4 separate regions of the Homo sapiens genome follow, and regions 1, 2 and 4 are each linked to region 3. A link is a loop called in an ENCODE intact Hi-C map of the cell type or tissue named here. Cell type or tissue: PC-3. All regions are shown on one strand. Links, peaks and the distances in the headings refer to the core of each region. The heading gives the core; the rest is flanking DNA.

The links. Hi-C counts contacts between places; a loop is a spot of excess contacts. Peaks named below come from ENCODE experiments on the same cell type or tissue, not always from the same donor. Only the 100,000 strongest peaks of a DNase experiment are listed, where the experiment ranks them.
Region 1: a loop joins it to region 3, with 8 times the contacts of the local background. A loop is called at or near these places in 5 of 110 quality-filtered maps.
Region 2: a loop joins it to region 3, with 8 times the contacts of the local background. A loop is called at or near these places in 4 of 110 quality-filtered maps.
Region 4: it touches region 3 in a loop (7-fold over the local background); 5 of 110 quality-filtered maps call a loop at or near these places.

The regions. Positions count from the first base shown.
Region 1 is chr3:189,560,750-189,566,318 of GRCh38, reverse strand. No RefSeq gene overlaps it. Among named protein-coding and RNA genes, the nearest start is that of TP63, 68 kb to the left of the region's middle. In PC-3, for the core only: no CTCF peak of the experiment used is centred there; a DNase peak (open chromatin) is centred at 2,268; H3K4me3 peaks cover 338 bases; H3K27ac peaks cover 1,611 bases.
Region 2 is chr3:189,713,310-189,718,309 of GRCh38, reverse strand. The region is part of intron 1 of TP63 (tumor protein p63); the gene reads right to left. Among named protein-coding and RNA genes, the nearest start is that of TP63, 84 kb to the right of the region's middle. In PC-3, for the core only: no CTCF peak of the experiment used is centred there; DNase peaks (open chromatin) are centred at 2,559 and 3,069; H3K27ac peaks cover 2,882 bases.
Region 3 is chr3:189,945,982-189,951,550 of GRCh38, reverse strand. No RefSeq gene overlaps it. Among named protein-coding and RNA genes, the nearest start is that of MIR944, 120 kb to the right of the region's middle. In PC-3, for the core only: CTCF peaks have their summits at 996 and 2,908 (motif pointing right); a DNase peak (open chromatin) is centred at 2,910; H3K27ac peaks cover 1,000 bases.
Region 4 is chr3:189,389,925-189,395,493 of GRCh38, reverse strand. No RefSeq gene overlaps it. Among named protein-coding and RNA genes, the nearest start is that of TPRG1-AS2, 150 kb to the right of the region's middle. RefSeq lists an enhancer at 677-886. In PC-3, for the core only: no CTCF peak of the experiment used is centred there; a DNase peak (open chromatin) is centred at 2,363; H3K27ac peaks cover 1,935 bases.

The DNA.
Region 1 (5,569 bases), core at 277-5,276, 390 kb after region 3:
GCATTGGAAAATTGTAGGAAGTCACTACAGACTATCAAGCAGCCACATCTCTGATATGACAAAATGACAAGCTACCACCCCTGTTAACTGCCCTGCCCACTCTCTGAATATGTGTTTCTACCAGTATCAATATGATGGTTGTCAAACATCTGGCTGCTGAAAGAATGGTCATGAATGGAAGAAAACTTTTGCCACTATCTCTTTGTTTAGTTTTCAGTACCCCAGCCAATCCCAGAAAACAATACACTGCATCTTCACTTCTTGAGAAGTTCTTGTGACCTCTATCCTCAAACAGGATGAGGGTCTGTTCCTCTTTAAAACTACCTTTACCTGGAAGAATTAATTATTCACTGGAATCTAAGATCTGACTATAGTCACCATATTACTTATTATTTTATGTTCAACAGGCTATCTATAAAGTCTGGGGACATACATGATATTACCTTATCAGTTTTATATATTGGCGACATTCTTGACATGCATATATTATTAGGCATATATGCTTATGTTTCCAGACTTTATGGACAAGCCATATTTTTTCATGCAAATTCTCTTGTGGACTGTATATCACTAGAGTTCAGGGCTTTGTCTAACTTATTTTTCTATTCTCAGCATCTAGCACCGCTCTTGGCATATTTTTGAAGTCCAGTATAGGTTGCTAACTTTGAAAAAAAATTATAAAATTATAAATTTAGAATAGGAAACTTTATTTTTTAATAAAAAGGTTACATCCTTCAAAGTGGTCATCCTGCAGGCTGAGAAGCACAGGCCCTTCAAACGAGATTGGGTAGGAGCTTTATGCTGAGTGCATTGGCTAAACATACATATTCAACAGGTTACGAGAGGAGGTGAATATTCATGAAGGTGGTCCGGACGCATGTGTATTGAACAAACATGCATGTTACATATGACCCACGTTCATATATAGAACAAAGAAAGAAAGAGAAAGAAAGAAGGAAGGAAGGAAGGAAGGAAGAAAGGAAGGAGGGAGGGAGGGAGGGAGAGAAAGAAGAAAGAGAGAAAGACAGAAAAAGAAAGAAAGAAAGAAAAGAGAAAGAAAGAGAAAGAAAGAAAGAAAGAAGAAAGTTCACCTTGGAGTAGGGACAATATTTAAATGTATTATAATTAGTCCCTATCCATCTAAAGGTCTTTTCAGGACACAAGGAATTCCAGTCAGTGCACAGCCTCTGTAAACCAACCAGAGCCAGTCCATGGTCAGTGGTCTTCTTATCAGAAGAAAGTTACTGAAATCAGTCACTTGTCCAATCAAAGCTATAATTATGGCAGGTAAAACAGTGAGGTCAGTGAGTGTATGGTGGTGAGCTGAAAATTGTCTTAATATTGCTTCTTTCAAGACCAGTGCTTGTTTAGATGCTAAAGAAAAGCCTTGTGGCATGGTTAGAACACAGTTTATTCTTTAGTGCAGGCATGTGACTTAACTCTTGCATGGCATGGCCTTAGGTCCTGTTTATAATTTGATAGTCTATTGTCATAAAGAGTCTGTTCTGTCAGTCTTGTGGTCTCTATTTTAACATTAATGCTGGTCAGTTATGTCTAAACTGCAAAAAGGAGAGGGGTTAACAGAGTATGTTTGACCTCCTGTCCCATCATGGGTCATGGCTGGAAACTCAGTTTTTAGGTTTTTCTGGAATCCCTTGGCCAAGAGGGGGCCTGTTCAGATGGTGGGGGCTTAGGATTTTATTTTTTGTTTACAAGGTCATCAAAATGAAATGTAAGTTGATTGCTTTTAATGATGCCTTTGTCAATAGATTCAACTGAAGAAATGATGGGGATACTGAACACAGATCCTACCAAGGGTCACTTCACATTTAAGTGCGGAAGTAGCCTTCCCATAGTCTTAGGCAGCAAACTCCAGGCTCTTAACTCCAGAAGCAACCTCGGTGTTAGGTCTTTTTTGTGGCAGATGGATAGAGGTCTCTTCAGGATAGTTGTAAAGGGTAGGCTACAGAGATGCTTGAAATATGAGACATTGCCCTGTAGTCAAAATTCCAACATTGAAGTTAGAAGCCTAAGGCCTTTTACCCAGAGATGCCAAAAAAAGGATATAATCCCAGAAGGTCAGGCTGTCCCAATCCTTGTATATGGATATACGTGAGAGGGTGTAGTCTCCCTCGCTGTCATTCACAACCATTCACTTGGACAGGAAAAGCCTCTGTGAACATGTTAAAATAAAACTTCCCCCAGGCTAACCAATTGCAGCAGAAATGCCTGTGGGTAACCAAACCCACAGTCACATAACTAGTAAAATGATTCAGTAAAATTAGTCAGTCTCTCTTTCCATTTCCACACCGAGGCAGAAGAGAACAGCCACCTGTGGGCTGTTAAGTCAGCACAGCATTTGTGTAGCCAGAAAAAAATGCAAACACAGGGAATTCTCCTCCTTCCAGGAGTGCCCTTGTAGGTTGTACTTATCCTGCTGAGCTACGTCCAATTGCATCTCTAGGCAGGACAGCTGCAATTCCCAAGAATCTGAGTACTAACAAGTCCTTGAATCACCTGATTATGAAACTCATAAAGTGCTGAGATAGTGTAGGGATGGGTTTTTAAATTCTATTGTACGAGTAACGTATGCTCAATGTAGAACAATTAAATACAAATAAGAAAAGAATCGAAGAAGAAAATAAAACCACCTGAAACAAAAGCTCAATTAACATTTTGGTGTATATCCTTTAAGATCTTATGCATTATGTGTATATGTATGTATGTAACATATACACAAATAATTGTATATATAAAATCATATTTATATCAAGTGTGAGATCATGTTATACATAGTTTTACATCTGCTGTTTTCATTCCACAATTATATATCATTAAAGTCATTCCATGACAGTTAATAATATTTCATTAAATAATTGTTACAGTTGCTTAGGATTCTGTATCTGTGTAAATAACTGATTCATTCTTATTAGACATGTAAGTTATTTTTAAAAATTTATTATAAACAAAGCTGTGATAAATATTTTTTTAGCTACATCTTTCCACATGTATTTAAATATTACCTTTAAATGAATTATTAAAGTAGAACTGTGAGGTCAAGAGACAAGAAGGGTCCTGCCAAAAAGTCCTCCAGAAAGTGGGTGCAAGTTCACTCCTATCGAATTATTTGAGAGTCCCTGTATTTCCCCACAATACATTCTCCCAGATAATCATTTAAAAATCTTTAAATTTAAAAGTGAATGTATCTTATTTTAATTTTAATTGTTTTGATTACTGGTGAGGTTATTATTGTATTTTTTTTTGCCATTTGAATTTCCTTGTGAAATTTCTGTTCATGACTTTGGCCTGTTTATTCTTCATGGTATTATTGTTTTCTTACAGAAGTGTAAAAATTATACTTTAAAGCCAACAATCCTTTGAAATAGTTATTGAACATGTTTTCCTATTAATCTTTAGTTTTTAAACTTCGTTAATGATGTTTTCCGTACTATAGAAGCACCGCTTTTTAACGTGGCAAATCTATCAATTTTATTCACATAGTTTCTGCCTTTGGTATTTTAACTTAGGTAACAGAGTTCCTGCTGCAACTGAAAAACTAAAGCTAGAAAAACCACCATTTTCAAAGTCAGGTATTGCCTTATTTGAAGAGACTCTCCTAGGTAGTGACTAGCTATGGAAATGCGACTAAAATATTCTTCACTGTTTACAGTTCAGGGCCAAGCAAGTCCTATTACAGGGAAGTAAACTGGTAAGTGCAACCAAGTGACAGGAAGTTGCCAAGACAAAAATACTCAAGAAGAAAATCTCTGCATAGCATCTGGGCTTATAAACTGTGAAAGCAGCCTAATAGTATACTTCTAAATGTTTAGCTGCTGGCTTTTTTGTGAAAAATGGATGCATATTTTTATGTATATAAGCTTATTATAAATTTTATTGACATAATGTTTACATAGCACAAAATTATAAATAATAACAGAATATACAATAGAATTCTGTTATCAGTTTTTGTTAAACTCTTGTATAGCCAACCTGTGGTTGCAACTGATGGGTGAATATAACTCCAGTATGAATATTGATTGGTATTGTTTAGTGAGTAAGACAAAAGTGAAACAACAAAAATATTCCTCAGAACTTTGGTTTGTCAATTACCCAAGCCACTTAGGCATTGAATCAAATAATAGTTTTCAAATACTGAAATAATAGTTTCTCAATTTTTGGTGCTATTCACAATACAATGACCAGAGACACAATGCAGTTTTAATCTGCATTATAAACACTTTCTCCATCACTTCCTCGTCAACAAAGCAATAAATTAAGCCTCTATTTGTACTATTAGCTCATTTCTGCGGTGTAAATATTCCCACAATGGCTGATTTCAAGATGCCAACCTGCTGTCATGGAATGTGAGTTTGTAAGAGATGCAAACCCCAAGAGCATAGATCATAGTGGATGTAAGAAGTGATGAGTTTAGAATATCCATTGTCTCTGATTTTAATATCATTTAGTTCTAAATGTATGTACTTTAATTTTTAATAACAGCTATGCTTGACCACTAGCTTGAAAGATTGCTGAATATCTAATAATTGGCTTTTATAGGCCATAGACGTCAGTTGCAGCATCCCACACATGGAAACTCCATGTTCAATTTCAAGATTTTTGTTTCACAATTAATGTAAAACAATTTTTTCTCCAACTTTGTTAGTCCTGAAGCCTTCAGAAAAGTTACATTGTTACTAAAGAGAACTGAGGGAAGATTCTGTGATCGAGCTTGGAGTTCAGTAATAGAGTGTATGCAATAGCTCCCTAAAGTTGCTAATTTAGAGACATCAAGAGGTGACCTCCTGAAAAAGAGAGTAGGACTGTGGAGCAAGACCCCATGAGGAAGTGAGCTCAGATTTATGGATTGCATAATCATTCCCAGGAAATACCCATGATAGCCTGTAATGAGCTTGCTTTCCCTGCTATCCAACAGCAAATGAAGCTTAGGACCCTTCCCCGAGAATTTGACTTTAAAAAGGAAATATGTATTTCCATGAACAGAAACTCATAACTTTAAATAACTTTATTGAGGCATCATTTACATACAATAAACTGCACATGTTTAAAGTGTACAATTTGTTTTTTGGTTCCATATGAACTTCAAAGTAGTTTTTTCCAATTCTGTGAAGAAAGTCATTGGTAGCTTGATGCAGATGGCATTGAATCTATAAATTACCTTGGGCAGTATGGCCATTTTCACGATATTGATTCTTCCTATCCATGAGCATCGAATGTTCTTCCATTTGTTTGTGTCCTCTTTTATTTAGTTGAGCAGTGGTTTGTAGTTCTCCTTGAAGAGGTCCTTCACATCCCTTGTAAGTTGGATTCCTAGGTATTTTATTCTCTTTGAAGCAATTGTGAATGGGAGTTCACTCATGATTTGGCTCTCTGTTTGTCTGTTATTGGTGTATAAGAATGCTTGTGATTTTTGCACATTTATTTTGTATCCTGAGACTTTGCTGAAGTTGCTTATCAGCATAAGGAGACTTTGGACTGAGATGATGGGGTTTTCTAGCTATGCAATCATGTCATCTGCAAACAGGGACAATTTGACTTCCTCTTTTCCTAA
Region 2 (5,000 bases), core at 1-5,000, 230 kb after region 3:
CTCAGGTAGTCCTTTATAGCACTGTGAAAACAAACTAATACATCAGGTTTATTTTTCCCTTTAAATAATTCTTTCCAAAATAAACACAAGATCACTCCTATCCCAGGAACATGTGTCCCCTTATTCAATCATGGCTTTCTGGTCACTGCAAAGTTGTCCCTAGGAGTTTTCTCCACACACTTGGGAATCAAAATCCATCACTTGTAGATGCTTGTGATATATCCTTGTAGGTTACCCTCTGTAAAGATTGGCATTTGTTTTTGTTTTTCCAATATAGACCTTCCTCCATCAGCGCATTCTCTTATGTTGTTATCTTTCTTGAATAATTTTCCATTTTAGATTCTTGGAGTCTGACAGAAATAGTGGATTATATAGCAAGGTTTCTCATTTTTCCACATTAACACATTCTTTAATTCTATCCCTTGCATTTAATATGTTTCCTGTTACTACTAACTCTATGTCTTCCCTTTCTAAGCTCAGGGTAAAGACTGACTTTTGGAGGCTGGGTCCAATTTCAAGCTAAAAGAAAAAAAGAACACAAAGAAAACTGCTTTAAAGGAAAGGGCTTATGCAGCACAGAAGAGATATCCTCAAGCCTAATTCCCAGATTTTGCAGAAGCATTAAGCAGCTTAGGGACTGAACAAGCATGATTACTTTTGGTTAATGAGACCAACTTCATTTAATCAGGATGTCTACAATCCTAATTTCAGATTTTATCTGTGACCTACAGGCTTGTGAGGTCATATTTTTAGTGTATTGAGTTTAAAGAAATTCAAATTCAGTATAGCTATATGAAAACAGTATAGCTGTTCTCATTTCTTATCCCATCCAGATGCTTCTGGAAGCAGTCAGCTTCCCAAATCTTAGCTAATAAGCAAATTATTATTCAAAGTTATTGTGTTTGTCAAAAGTTACATGACACACTCTCTCAAGCTGGTCTCTTGATCAGTGTGGAAGATGATATTTAGTACATTATTTATTATGAAATTATCTGTGATTGATCCAGATGAAGCATGTGTTTGCATGTTGGAAAGGTTATTAAATAGTGATAATAACTCTTTAATTTCAGAGATGTTGAAACATGGGAGCAGCTTTAGGACAGCAAACACTGTGTGTGTGTGTGTGTACATATTTGTTTAGTTCGTATACGTGTATGTTGATATTTCAGTTGTTGCAATTGATAGTGTGAATTAGATAGAAAGTTACTAAGAGGCTGGGTGCAGTGACTCACTCCTGTAATCCCAGCACTTTGGGAGCCCAAGGCGGGCAGATCACCTGAGGTTGGGAGTTCTAGACCAGCCTGGTCAACATGGTGAAACCCAGTCTCTACTGAAAATACAAAATTAGCTGGGTGCGGTGGCAATCGCCTGTAGTCCCAGCTACTTGGGAGGCTGAGACAGGAGAATCACTTGAAGCTGAGAGGTGGAGGCTGCAATGAGCCGAGATTGCGCCACTGCACTACAGCCTGGGTGAGACAGAGCAAGACTCCATCTAAAAAAAAAAAAGATACTAAGAGATTCTGATAGCTCTTCCTAGGAGAAGAAAAGTGCTTATCATGAAGTAGATGAACTGAAAAAATTTCAGATAAGATAGACTAGTGCCAAAGGGGAAAAAGAATGCAACTGAGGAACTGTTTGTTTATTTTGGTTCCTTTAAAAATGTTGGGCTATAAAATTCAGAATATCATAAAATTCCGCAGTCCTTTCCGAGTAAGAACTATGGATTTCTTGCATCTCCACTGTGTTTACTGATGTGAAAGCTGAAAATTTCCTTTCCTAATGACACCATTCCAATGTTGGGACTGAGTGAGAAAGATGATTGGCAAATTCTCTCTCTTTAAAAGGGAAGGGATCATGGAAGTAGCATTTCCAGGGCTTTTTAAAATTAAATTCAGCACAGAAATTATGACATTCTTTCCACAAAGTCCAGTGACTAAGAATCTAAACAAATTTTATGGTGTAAAATCATTAAAACAAAATGGCCCTGAACAAATATGCTATCCCCTGGGGTTTGATCTCACTCAAGAGTAAATAAAAATATATTTTATAAAATTGGACATTATACATAAAAGGGAGGTATCTAATACAATTACAGATAAAGAATACAAAGGTCAGTAACGGATGCATTGAGCACTGATTAGGAACATGACTTTTAGAAATGTGGTTTTGCCACATTACAGATGTTTGACTTGAACCAAGTTGCTTAAACTTTCTAAGCCTCAGTTTCCTCATATGTGGAACAGGAATAAAAATATTTAATGTGCTATATCGCTGTATGAGTAAATGAGATGTATATAGTTTTTAGTATAGTACGTAGTGAGTACTGAATAAATGGTAGGTAATTGTTATCACTATCTAAGCTAAAGTGGTTGAAAGTGAAATCCACATCCCTCTGAGAATAATGAGCTAAGGGATGGGCACAGAAGAGCATGGTTCAGTTCCTGAAGCCTCAGTGCTCACGTAGACTTAGAATTATTTCTCAAACAATTTCATGGTCTCTTGATTTTTCTAACAAAAGAAAAACAAACAGACCAAATCAGTGCACAGAAATTTATACAGTGATAAATCTTTACTATTCCACAATAAGATTCATTGTGGTTTATGTACAGTATCCAAATTCTTCACATGGCTAGCTGCTCCAATTTTTAGCATCAGATTTACATACCATGGTGGCTATGTCCCAAACCACCAGAGAGACGGTTTCAGACTCACAACCCGTGACCTTATTAAGGGTATAGAGTAATTTACCATCAATGTCAGTTTGTAATTACAATCATCTTTTGCTGAAATGTATATACCTAATAGGTCTTAATGTTTATATCAAGGAATATTCCCTAGAATAGCAAAGGTAGCACATTCTTAGAGAGATCAAATCTGGATGTTATACCTTATCTTCTTCTAAGTGATCAGAACATACCCTCAATGCTTCCTGTTTTAGATTAAAAGATAACCACAGGAAAAAACAAATGCCGTAATTTCAAAACAAATGCTATAATCAGCCTTCTCACACAAAATCTTACACAGATATTTCCCTTCTGGCAGCTCTCTTGTGTGACTTTCCTACTCAGGGTGACTAAGAGGTCTAGAATCCTTCCATCTAGTGGCTTAGCAGTCCTCTAGGGCCTCAAAGATTTCTTCTGGGTCCTCTCTATTCAGCCTATGATAAAGAGAGGAGAGGAGAAGGGAGGAGAAAGGGAGGAAACGAGGGCAAGTGAAGGGTCAGATGGTAATTTTAGGGCCACATCTGGAAGCAGCATGAAGCACCCTGCCTGTATTGCACTAGTTAGAACCAAGTCACATGCCCATGCCTAACTTTAAGGGAGGTTGGAAAAATATAGCTAACTACGTGCAAGAGGAAAATAAAACAGTTTGCTGAACGTACAGTACTGTTTCTCTCCCAGTGCTTCTCTGGTTGTGTAGAATTTTTGAGTTCTTGGATTTTTGTTCTATTTTGCTTTTTAGACAGCACTTTAAAAAAAAGAGATGCTTTTTATATGAATGTGTACATGTATGTCTGTGTGTGTTTACGTTCAATGACTCTAACTCTGAGAAGCAAGCTGAATTAACTCTTTGTCATTTATGTATGCCCTTCTTCAATACTCCCTCCTGAGAAACCAGGCCTCTCATATTTGAGAGAATTTTGGAAAGATGTAAGGATAATCTCCAGCCAAGGAAAACCTATCAGAAACTGTGGTGTACATCAGTGAGAGATACAGTCTTGAAAAGGAGGCCTCTAAGTCACAACCAAGTCACTCAAACATTACTAGGATGGACAGAAAAGAAACTTCTCAAAATTTCCGCATAATTGGTGTACGAACATACACTTTAACAGACCTCTGTCAAAACAAGATTTGTTTTTCGGTACTTGTCCTTGGATATTGATATTTCTGTATTATTCTCGGTTATATTCTGTTCTTAGGCAATGAGCCTACACTATGTGATGGGATAATTTCTGGAGCGATTGCTAAAACCTCATCTCTTTGCATACGTCTCTTTAAACTTTCAGAACACCGGGAACATGATCACTTTCCCAAAAGTCATGGCAGAGAATAATAGAACTTGAAGGCAGAACTCTTAGAGGTTTAATAGTACCTTTCCCAAAGTCCACCTTATGAGGGTCCTGTGACGCTTTGCATCACACACACATACATACACATACACACAATTCCACTTACGGGGTGTCTTTAATTCATCTACAGATAATCATTTGGCACTGAGGATCTGTGAATACCACATATAAAATGAAGAGTTGGAAAATCCAACTTTGTCTAAATTGCTTTTAGGTTTCAGATGTGTTAAGGATCAACAGAAACTATTAAAACCGTACTTTGGAGAGAATGAAGACCAGGTTTTAATCACTCTTTCCATACTGAACAAAAAATTTTTCACTTGATCATATATTTTCTAATTAGTGATTTGTAAAGCCTCTCAGACTTAGAAATTGATTTGCTACTTATTTTATTATATTATTATGGACTTATTTATTGAAATAATATTCAATTATAAAAGTTATAAAAGCATCAATTATAAAATTTATAAAAGCATCAATTATAATTATGAAGAGGGATATAAAGTTATTCACAGAATATACACCTAATATAATGTTATAAGTTAAAAAGTTGGATTAGACTTGAACTTGTAATTTAATTGTTCAACTATGGTATATATAACACTTTTTTGAATTACTTTTGTTATTTTATGCAGGCTTCAGTCTCTAATCTTTTCAAAATTCAAAAATCAAATAAATTTGGGAGATGTGAAGCTTGACTTTCTGAAGTTAAAACTGGATCAGTTCATTGGAGATGAAGTACATTTGAGATTACCCCCTAAACGTTTGGAATAAGATGAACTCGTTTCAAATGAAAAGAACTCAGCTCAGGAAAATGAAGTATTTATCCAAAAACTCAAGGACCAGAGGATGGTATCAAAGGCTAGTTGTCTGTCAGCTCAAAACCAGATGCTCATGTGTAGATTGTTTACTCAAGCTCTGATAATTGGCC
Region 3 (5,569 bases), core at 283-5,282:
CTAGCATTTGGTAAACTCAGTCAGTCTTTTAATAAAACCCGAAAGCCATGTAATGCTTTACTAATGACATCTTTTCCAATGTCAAACAAGGAACAGAAGGAATCATTGAAAGAAAACCATCTCCAACAGGAGTTAATTGGAGCAATTTACCTCATTTAAAACCAAAGGGTCAAATAGGACATAAAGCAACAAGCATCCAATCACCCTTTTTGTTCTCTGTACCTGTTTTTTGGTGTGTTAAACTTTGCAAATGCCTTTGAAGGTCTTAGGCAATCAGACTACTTAGATTTAGAATAAATTATAGAGTCCCTGAGGCTCAGAAGCTGACTTCAAGGCTTCCGGTCACTGGAGTAATATTCTGGTCTATCACGATAGTCCAGTGTTTAGCAACATTTACTGAATAGATGCTAGAATTTTTATTATATTTCAAGTTCAGAATTTCAGGACTTTTTTTTCACAAGGTAATATGAACCAGAATTATATTTCTTTGAAGTTAACATTGGTTAATTAAATAAAGACTACTTGGAGATTTTCAACCCTTCAGCATCCCAGATAAAGGTGTAAACATCTTTTAGGACAGCTGGATTCTCAGTGGTCTTAATCTGCAATTTATTCTAACTTTAGCTACTTAGTATTAAGTAAAGAACAGGCATGGGCGGTATTGTTGAAGCTCCCTTGCCTAGACAGAGTAAAGATTTCTGGGAAAGTAGTCCACTTCATCGTTTAGCATTGGGTTCACTAAGTTTTTCACGACATCCCAATAGATGTGATGATTATTCTCATATAGTGGAAAAAATAAAACACCAGAATAGATAAATAATTTGACAGAAGTCAAAGTCAGTAGATGTCAGTTCCTCGAGTTAAAAAAAAGTTGCTGAACTCTCTAAGAAGATTTTGCAGTTTTGATGTTTTGAATAACTAGGAAGCAGTAGGAATTATTATGAGCTTATCTGACACTAGATCTCACCCACTCCCCCACACTCCAGTGCAAATCCAGAAGGAGGCGACATCTTCAGCAAGATGGCTGCTGCCACTGCTCTGAGTTGGTTAGACATGATTAAAGCTCTGTCTAAACATGCCCTGGTTTCCTCACAGGGAGCACTTTCAGCCTTCTCTGAACTTCCAGGCCGCAGGGCTAAGCACAGGGTACAGATTTTTCCTTGCAGACGTTTGGCTTCTGAGTGATGTTTTTTTTGTCTCTAAGGGTAATAAAAGTACATCAGATGTTGCTCCCTGTACCAGAAAGTTTGCTTTGAAGAACGCGTGAGCCGCTTCAAAGGCTAGGCATGCTGCAGAGATGGCTGTCCCCGGAGACTGTGAGCTATCGGGGTGTGCCTATTAACTAGGGACACGTTGCCCACCAAGCCACTTACCAGCTAAAGGCTGATTGTCAAAAATGTCAAATGTGACAAATTGGCGTGCCAAAACTGAAAACTGCCCTACCTTCAGAATCAGCATGAAATAAACTATCATGCCTTGAACTCTGTGGTCAAAACATGTCATTTATGTGTAGAAGGATTTACAAATTAAATAGAATGATATTTGAATGACCATCAACGTCAGCACAGAGGGCTTTTCATTATTGATCTGAGGTCAACGTTTAACTCATCAGAGCAGGCTAAACAGGGAAGATCAAGTCCATGGTAGGGACCCCAAGGAAGAATCATAGCCACAATTGTGCTTTGTATTTATAGCTTAGCAAGTGAACGACACTGCAAACAACTGACTCCAAGTTGGAAGGGACCTTAGAAAGCACCTGACCTTATGCCCTTTATTTTAGAGGTGGAGAAATGTGAGTTACTCAACTTTACTGAAATGTTAGTGGTAGAAATATGGACTCAAAACCAGCTCCTCTGACTCCTAGAGCGGCAGACCACACTGAGAAGCTATGGAATTGCAGAGAAGAGTGCAGACTGTGTTACCATGGACTTGCAGCCCTTTCTGCCTTTTACTGGCCTTTAACGCACATCTGTTCAGTGTCTTTATCTATAAAGAAAAGGCTGGTAATATCTATTTCATAAGTTATCTAGAGATTTCATTGGCCAGGCATGATGGCTCATGCCTGTAATCTGAGCACTTTAGGAGGCCAAGGCTGGAGGATCACTTGAGGCCAGGAGTTTGAGACCAGGCTCGGCAACATATGGAGATACTGTCAGGAAGGGAAGGGGAGGGGACGGGAGGAGAGGGGCAGGGAGTGGGGGAGGGGAGGGGAGGGAAGGGGAAGAGAAGGGAAGAGGGAAAGAAGGAAGGAAGGAAGGAAGGAAGGAGAAAGGAAAGAAAGAAAGGAGAAACAAAGAAGAAAGAGAAAGAAGAAAGAAAAAGAAAGAAAGAAAAAGAGTAAGAAAGAAAAGAAGAAAGATTAATTGAGATTATAAAAAGAGAGCCGAACACATAGCAGGTAATCATTAAAAGACAATGACTTGTGACTATATCAGAACACCTAAAATGAAGGAAAATGAATAGGACTGTGAATTCTCTGGCAATATTTCACCTGCTCTCATGACTTTTTTTTTTTTAGTGCATTATCCCTTGATCAACCTCAGAACCTTCAAGGTTAATTTTCATACAGTTACATTTAGAAATAGTCTGATCATATATAACACACTTATTGCTAGGGCAGGGGCACAGGAGAAGAGAAACTTGTTACAAAATTACAAAATTGAGAGTGTTTGAACTCCAAGCTGGTTGTCAATCAGCAGTCCAGAAAAGAGAGGCTTGTCTTGTCTGCAGCCACCTCATTTGGTCCTTCTGACAGCCTAGCTTTCTGTCTGCACTGTGACATTACAGCTACTTTGTTTGTGCCAAGCACCTTGAAAGACACAATTTTTACCTATTTCCTTTTACTGAGCTTTCTGTCACTTGCTTTTCAACTGTGTAAAAAACAGAATCGTTAGTCAGCAGCAGAGGGCACTATTAGCATATTTTGCTGTGAGGGGTTAAAAATAAAAAAGAAAGATGCCTCTATGCATTCATTCATTCGTTCATTTTAGCAAGTCTTGATTTAACATCTACTATGTTCTCAGCATTTAGAGAAATGCTAAACAAGCATGAGATGTTGCATTTATAGTCCAGGTGGGAACATGATATGAAATGATACATGTGGTACATGCCTGAATGCAAAGGGTATATGTTTTGGAGGTTTTTGAGGACAGCAGAGTTCAGTTCGGTAGGCTAGTGTGACCCAGGAAGTATTTGGCAGGAAGTTAGTCTAGAGTTGTTTCTTAAATGACGAGTATGATATGGAGTGGTAAAGATAAAATATATAAAAGATAAAATAGACAACATTAAAAAAATCAGTAAGTCATGCATTGCCATGAATATCAACACTAATTGTTGACAACCACTACCCTGACAAGTATTACTTACCTCTACTGCTTATAATAGTCATCGTGGCTCACACGGGTAGCTGCTTTCACAACCATGATGTCATTTTGCCCTTGCTGTAATCCTGTGACTTCAGCTCTATAGGTATTATTATCCTAATTTTACTATGAGAAAATCAAGGCTTTTAGAGGGAAAGTGACTAGCTTAAGCTCACACAGTCACTAGTACTGCTGGGATCCAAAACTGGTTTTCCTCCCTGCTACTGCAGCAGGAAACCATAAATTTGTAACATAGACTCCTCTGGAAAAGAGGGTTTGGGATGTGAAATTAAAAGGAAAAGTCACAGCTGTTAGGCTACCTACAGGTTACCGAGGGCTTGATCGAAAGCTAAACTGAGGCATTGGGGCTTGATCCTGTAAACCTCAGGGAGGATTCTGAAGTTTGGGAGAGCTCGACACAGGTGGTTATAGATTGTAGTTGTTAGATTAACAAAGTCAGCCTGAGAAGGATTGGAGGAAAAAAGGTCAATTGTCAGGGATACCAATAAAGCAAATGTTACACTAATCAAGAGTTGAGTGGGAGGGAATTTGGGAGTAGTCTGCCCCAGTGGGAAGGAGATTTTATCTTTGTCATTGTCTATAGTTGCTGGCACATAGAAATAATACAAGGCAGGCTAATTTCGAATTGGTTTTGTATTGGTTTTAGACCTCTAAAGACAACACCTCGTCATTGCCTGCACCCAGGGGTATCCAATCCTACTGATTGCCTAGCTTAGTCCACCACTGCCAAGGCACATGTGAGGAAGCCTGAGGCAGGCTGGCAGCCGTGGAACTTGCGGGTAAAGGACTAAGCAGAGACATCCTGAAGGAAAAACAAATCAGAACTTGGAGGCTGTCAGAGTCACCAAGAAGAAAAGATAAAAATTATGTCTCTGAGCTGTTGAGCCTAAGAAAATAATGATGTCAGTGATGCAAGCAGAGAAACGAGGGAAAACATCAACTAGTTTCATAGGGAATTTGACCTTATTACACAGAAGGACTCCCAAGTAGCAACTGAACACTTAGCTGGAATGTTTTCGTATAAATGTATTTCCTACTCTGTTTAGTGATTTCTTGCTTGTCATCTTTTTCTTTACCTGAAAACTTATAAATTACTTGTAATAGCTCTTCTACAGGTAAATTAACAGAGGTGACAGGTAACACTGAGTTGTTAGTGCTAACACTCCTTGCTTAAAACCCTTCCAATGATGTAGAAACAAATCCCAGCGATCTTCTGGCTTCCTCGCCGTACGCTGGTGCCCTTGCCTACCTCCTCAACCCTGCATGCTGCCACTTTCCTCCTCTTTATTCCCTACCCTGTAGCATGGCCCTCTCTTGTCTCTCAGATGTTTACATTCAATTCTCTCTGCTGAAAACACTGTCCTCCCACCACCACTCTGGTTTCACCAGGAAACTCCGACCGTGGGTGGTCACCCATCCCACTTTCCCTGGGACCGAGGGGTCTGAAAACCAAACTTGGACAGTTGGTCACTCTACATCATGTTGTGGCTTAGGTCTGGAATATTTCTTCCTCTAGGAAGCCTTCTCTGATGCCATGTACTCCTAGGCTAAGTTCGGTCTCTCTGCAGAGTAGTCCAGACCCACCCTTCCTTACCCTTCTCACACCCCTCATTATTGAGTTTATATTCATGTCTTCTGCTGTCCATGGTAGTGGACTTTGTGCCATCACCACTCTCACCATCTTCGTCTAAGCCACCATCATCTATCTCTCTGCTGAATTACTGCAGTGTCCTCCTAACTTTTCTTTTTGCTTCCACTCTTGTCCTCTTTCGGTGTATTCTCAACCAAAAAGCCAGCGGTATCCTTTTAAACATAAATTAGCTTATGTCATTCCTCTGCTCAAACATCTTTCATTGGTTTTGCATCTCATTGGCTAAGTCATTAGAACAGCCACCAAGACCTGAGGCAGCTACCTCTCTGTTCTTATATCCTATATACTCTCCCCTTGCTTAGTTGGCTGCAGTGGCACTGGCCTCCTTACTCTTCCTAGAACATGCCTGTTGCCTAGCATGCTCCAGCCTCAGGGCTTTGCATTTACTGTTGTTTATGCCTGAGCCATTCTTCCCTCAGGTGTCTACGTGGCTCATTCCCCATGTCTATCTAGTTGAGATCAAAGATCACCTTCCTGGGGAGGTCCGCCATGACCTCTCTCTACAACTGAACTCCTGCAGTCAGCATTCTCACTC
Region 4 (5,569 bases), core at 253-5,252, 560 kb after region 3:
TGGAATTTTATCCTGAGGTTACAGAACCATGGAAGGTTTTATACATTGGGGTAATTTATTGGTACTGCATCACTAATCCAGCCCATGTTAGGGTCAGGATGACAATTAAAATGCTATTGCAACCTTTCACAGAAAAAAAATGATGTGGGCCAAATCTAAGGGCATAAAATTGAGATTAAAAAGACAATTTAAGGATATTGAAGAGGCAGAATCGATAGAAATTAGCAAACATTTGGAGGTGCAGAGGCTGATGAAGAAGAGAGTTGAGGCTCACTGAGAAATTTTTGGCAGAGGCAGCTTGATGAACAAAAAGTCTTGCTAAAGGATAACTTTAATTTGATCATCCTTGAAATTGCAGAATGATATAATTAAATTAAGGGATACCAAAGCATAAGAGAAGTGGAACTGAAGCTTCATAATGAAAGTTTTATCTACACTTCCTTTGTGAATTACGCTTTAACAAAATAAGAGCAACTCTGAATTTTCTAAACGTTGACTTTCCCCAAGTAACAGAATGACCACTGTCAACTCTGACAATCCTAGTTTGACTCGGAGCCTGATATGTCAATTTTCCTTGCCGTGAAGACTCAGATATGTAATTTCTTTCTAAACATTGTGAATAATTAATTCTGTCTGACTAATGACCCAAGATTGGGTAAACGAGAAGAAGAGGAACATTTACTATATAATAGATTAAGTGAGGTCAAGCAAATATGTTTAATGTGAACACCTGCTATTCCACACATAATGAGTTATTTTAGAAGTTTCAAGTTGAATGAGCATAAAAGCCCCTGCGGAAACAGAAATATCTCCACCCAAAACGGTCTCTCTTCTTGCTACACTCTGGGATCTTGCTCTGTTGCTGAAAATGAGCTAAACACAAATGTGACAGTGTACTGTTGGCATTATTCACGTACAGTACAGAACATTATTAAAATGTGATCTTTGCCCTTCCTTCTTTCTCTACATTTGTTCATACCCCAACCTATCTTCTGCTTCATCCACAATTTCAACCAAGCTCCAGAATTCAGCTGTATAGGCTTTGTTTGACTTGAAGGCACTGTTTTTCAGAAAGCTTCTTATACCTGGGCCACACTTTACCTGTGAGGAGTCTCAGCACAGATTGCTGGGTTACTGGGAAGGCCCAGGACTGAAGATCAAGGGATCTGAACTACCATTTTTCCATCTCCCCTCATCTCAAATTTTTATTTCTTAAATTGGAAACAGTCATTACTCAGCTGCTACATCATAGTAAAAACTAAATAGAATTATATTTTAAGATATATTTTGTAAGCTTAAAATGCTATACAAATGTGAGAGATTAAAATTGTCATCCAAGCTTTCTTAGCCAGTTTATATACTTTGTCTTAATTATATTAAAGTTAACTTCACTGTCTTCATTTGTATTATGGGGATAAAAATATTGCATTACCAGAGTGGTTAAAAGAACAAAATGAGTGTTGCACAAGTCTTGGATGTATTAAATGTTAAATAAAAGGTGGTACTCTCGGTAGAAGTACTGGTATTATCAATATTATTCTTATCGATCCATTGCAAAGCAATTGGTGTTTGATCCTAGCCTGTCTACAGGACACAAACGCCCTGGTTGCTGAAGACTCTGCAGAATAGATTGCGCAAAGGATATGATGCAATTGCACAATGTATGTGTAGTAGTACATTGCTCATTTAAATAATAAGTGCAGCCCAGGTCATGGCCTTTGCTTTGTACTAGTACAGCATTACCCTCTGCTAATACGTAAAGCTTTATGAGGCAGCAAGGCTAATCTTTCTTAGGCTCTTAGCCTCAATGAAATGAGGGCTCAGACAGTATCCTGTGTGCATTTTAAGCCATCACTGTCAGTGAACTTAAGCTGTTACTTCTGCCCCTTCCCCTGAAGATGGGGTTGCTACAGGCAAGTAAGTATCATTACCATTTCAGGTATGAGAAATGCTTAGCCTGCCTTTGATTTTAGATCCTAGAACCTGAGAACTGAACAAAACTCTAGAGGTCATTTGGCTCAACCCATTAACTGTCCAGAAGATGAAAGTAGGCCCAGAGAAAAAGTGACTTGCCAAAGGTTAAACAGCTTTTATCAATGCAGAAACCAGGCAAGATTTCCTGACTCCCATCTAGGGCTTGCTTGCTACTTTATTCTTCACTAGTTTAATTTGGTCTCCATTGGCCAAGACCACCTCATTGCTGGCTTTCTGAGGCCAAGCACCTGGGTGGTTTCTTATCTGAGTATTGGACTGCAGCCAGGCATGTGAATGGACAGGGATGGCTGACTCAGACTTTGGAACACTTCATGCCTAAGGGGTAAGGTACAGCCTTAAAGAAGGGTGTGGGCTCTGGGCGCTTCCCCATACCTCCAAAGTTGTGTCAGCATGACTGGCTGAGTAAGGGGGAAGGAGCATGGTCTCATCCTGCAGGGCTCCAGCTAATAGATTCTGGGACGTAGAGCAACTTTGATTACTTAGCCAACTTGGGATATGTTTAACACAGGTAAACAGAGCAGTGAACTAGCAGGGAGACAGTGCAGAAAGAGTGAAAAAGCTTTCTTATTATTCATGCATTTATTCATTTTTGCAAGAGGTATTTATTACACAAATATTCCAGTCTACACAACCAAGTAATATGACCCATATTCTCAAAAATTTTATGGTGAAACATGAGAGATGGCAACTAAAGAGCCAGGCTTTGGCCAGGCGTGGTGGCTCACACCTGTAATCCTAGCACTTTGGAAGGCTGAGGCGAGTGGATCACCTGAGGTCAGGAGTTCAAGACCAGCCTGGCCAACATGGTGAAACCCCGTCTCTACCCAAAATACAAAAATTAGCCAGGTGTGGCGGCGGGCGCCTGTAATCCCAGCTTTACGGGAGGCTGAGGCAGGAGAATTGCTTGAATTCAGGAGACAGAGGTTGCAGTGAGCCGAGATTGCGCCATTGCACTCCAGCCTGGGTGACAGAGGGAGACTCTGTCTCAAAAAATAATAATAAATAAATAAATAAGCCAGATTTTATGCAGTGAGATATGTGCCGTAACAGTGGTGAACACGAGGCATTGTAGAAACTCCAAAGAAGGCTGTATTGGGTGTGTTTGTATTGTGCATGTGTGTGGTGTTCAGGAAGGCTTTCCTGGAGGTGATGTCTGAGCTGAATCTTTAAAGATGCAGAAGGGATATAATGTCAGAGGTGTGAGAAAGCATGGTTGTTCTGGAAAATGGGTAATTCAATATGGCCAGAGAATGGAATCAAAAGTAAGGATTATTACAAGACGCTTGGCATGTCACTTTTAACTGGTAAAAATGGTCCACTTCACCTTGCTACTGAGCAAACAGAAACTTAGGGGGATTAAGCCATTCTCCCAAGACTACCAGAGATATCAAGCACCAAACCAGGATTAGCTCAGATCTTCATTTTTCAAATGCCTTTTATACTATAAACTCCGAAGAAAATATTTAAAATTATCTCCAAGGCTTCCTCAACTTAGAGAAGAAGGAGTAGTTTGGAACTGAAGTCCCATTTTCTTATGGAAACCATGGCATATATGTTGGTTCAGGATCCAAGTTTGTCCTGCACAAAGCAACTCAGCCCATAATGTACCTATAATACTTTACAAAAATAATTACAGTAACTGGCTGTCAAATATAACCAAGTTTGTATAAGAAAATGTGCTTCAATTTGGAATGCTTGAAAAATCTCACCCTCCCGAAGTGGGAGATAGACACTTGCAGATCCTGATTGACAGGGCCCAGGAAACCAGGGAGGATGAATATCCATGAAGAACATGACCATGGGATCCTGGGGACCTGAAAATTGTGGGGCCGAACATCTTTTCTAGGACAAATTCCCCAGGGACACCTTGCAGCCTGCAGTCTTTTGTCTTCTTATCATTTCTTTTCTTCAGAAAACCCTTCCATGATGCCACCCAAGATGTGGGACTATGTTTTTCTCCTCTCTGATGTCCCATAGATCCTTCCTGCCTGCCTGACACAAGCACCAAAAACTTTGGAAGTTCCATTAAAGACTAGAAACTATGAAAAGTTAAGGAATAAAAAGATATCTGGCCAGGTGTGGTGGCTCACGCCTGTAATCCCAACACTTTGGGAGGCAGATCACCTAAGGTCAGGAGTTTGAGACCAGCCTGGTCAACATGGTGAAACCCCATCTCTACTAAAAATACAAAAATTAGCTGGGCGTGGTGGTGGCGCCTGTAGTCCCAGTTACTCTCCTGAGTCTGAGGCAGGAGAATTGCTTGAACCCAGGAGGCGGAAAATGAAAAACAGAGTGAGGGAAAGTTGGCGTGCAGGTGCTTTTCTGTGTCTGAGTCCCTGAGGCCTCCTGTAACCACACTCCTGGGTGCTCAGGAGTAGAAAAGGGGATAGTGGAGAGAAAAACATAATTAAAAAACACATGGCAGTCCCTGCTATTACTGTCCTTTCACCAACGTTATCTTCCTGCTCTAACAATAACAACAAATATATATCTTCTGCTTTAGCAATTCCCCCAAAATGTTTAGCCACTTAAACATTTTAAAATACAATCATTAAATGTGAATCATGGATTACTTCAGTGTAAATACTGGAAGGAATCTCAGAGGTGATTAGTGAAACCTTTTTATTTTACACATAAGGTAACTGAGGTACACAGAGAGATCTGAGATTTTTTCGGGTTCACAAAGGGAGCGAGAGGCACGTGCAGAACCAGAATCTCTCACTTGCCTGACCCCAGACAGAGACACTCTGCTGCTCTGCGCTGCTATTGAAATTGACAGTCAACAGAGCATTTTCAAATGTATTATTCAAAAAACTCTGGGTTTGGCACAACTCAGATGGGTTAAAACGATTTTCCTGAAGCCACACAGTTACTGAGACACCTGTAAACAGACCCCAGATCTCTTAGATTCCAAATCCAATGCCCATAAGACTGTAAAGATGGCCATGTGGAGTTTTCTCCAAAAATGTTTAACCTATGGAATAAGTTGAGAACTTAAAAACAAATGATCACGGTAGACAATTTCCCTTTTGGGTAATCCCGGAGAGCAAAAACAAAATCCCCCCGAAAAATCAAAGCTTTAAATTTGAATGCGCATCCTTTACTAATACACACGGCCTGTGAATTAAGGATGGAGAATTATTCCCTCTGTTTTATGTGTGAAACTGGTTTCATAATGTTTACTTTTTCATTTGTTATTAATTTTGGATCATACCACTAAAAATTAATTAATGTGGATTTCTATTTCTTAAACATAGAAATGAGTTAATATACATGAGAATATTTTTATTAATTTTTTAATTAAAAAACACTCTCATGTACATTAACTCATTTGATGTTATCATTCCTTCAATTAAATTTGTTATTGTTATTATTATTATGATGATCTCCTCTTTTCACTTAAGAAACTGAAGTCCAAAACCTCAAAGTTAATAAACAATAGCAGAAACCTATGTTTTCCGATTCTAAATCTAATAGGTTAAACATTGATTCTGGCATATTTCTAATTATTTTTGTTGTATCTGTTTCAATCTCATGGATAAAAACATTTCACAACCACATTCCCACATAATAC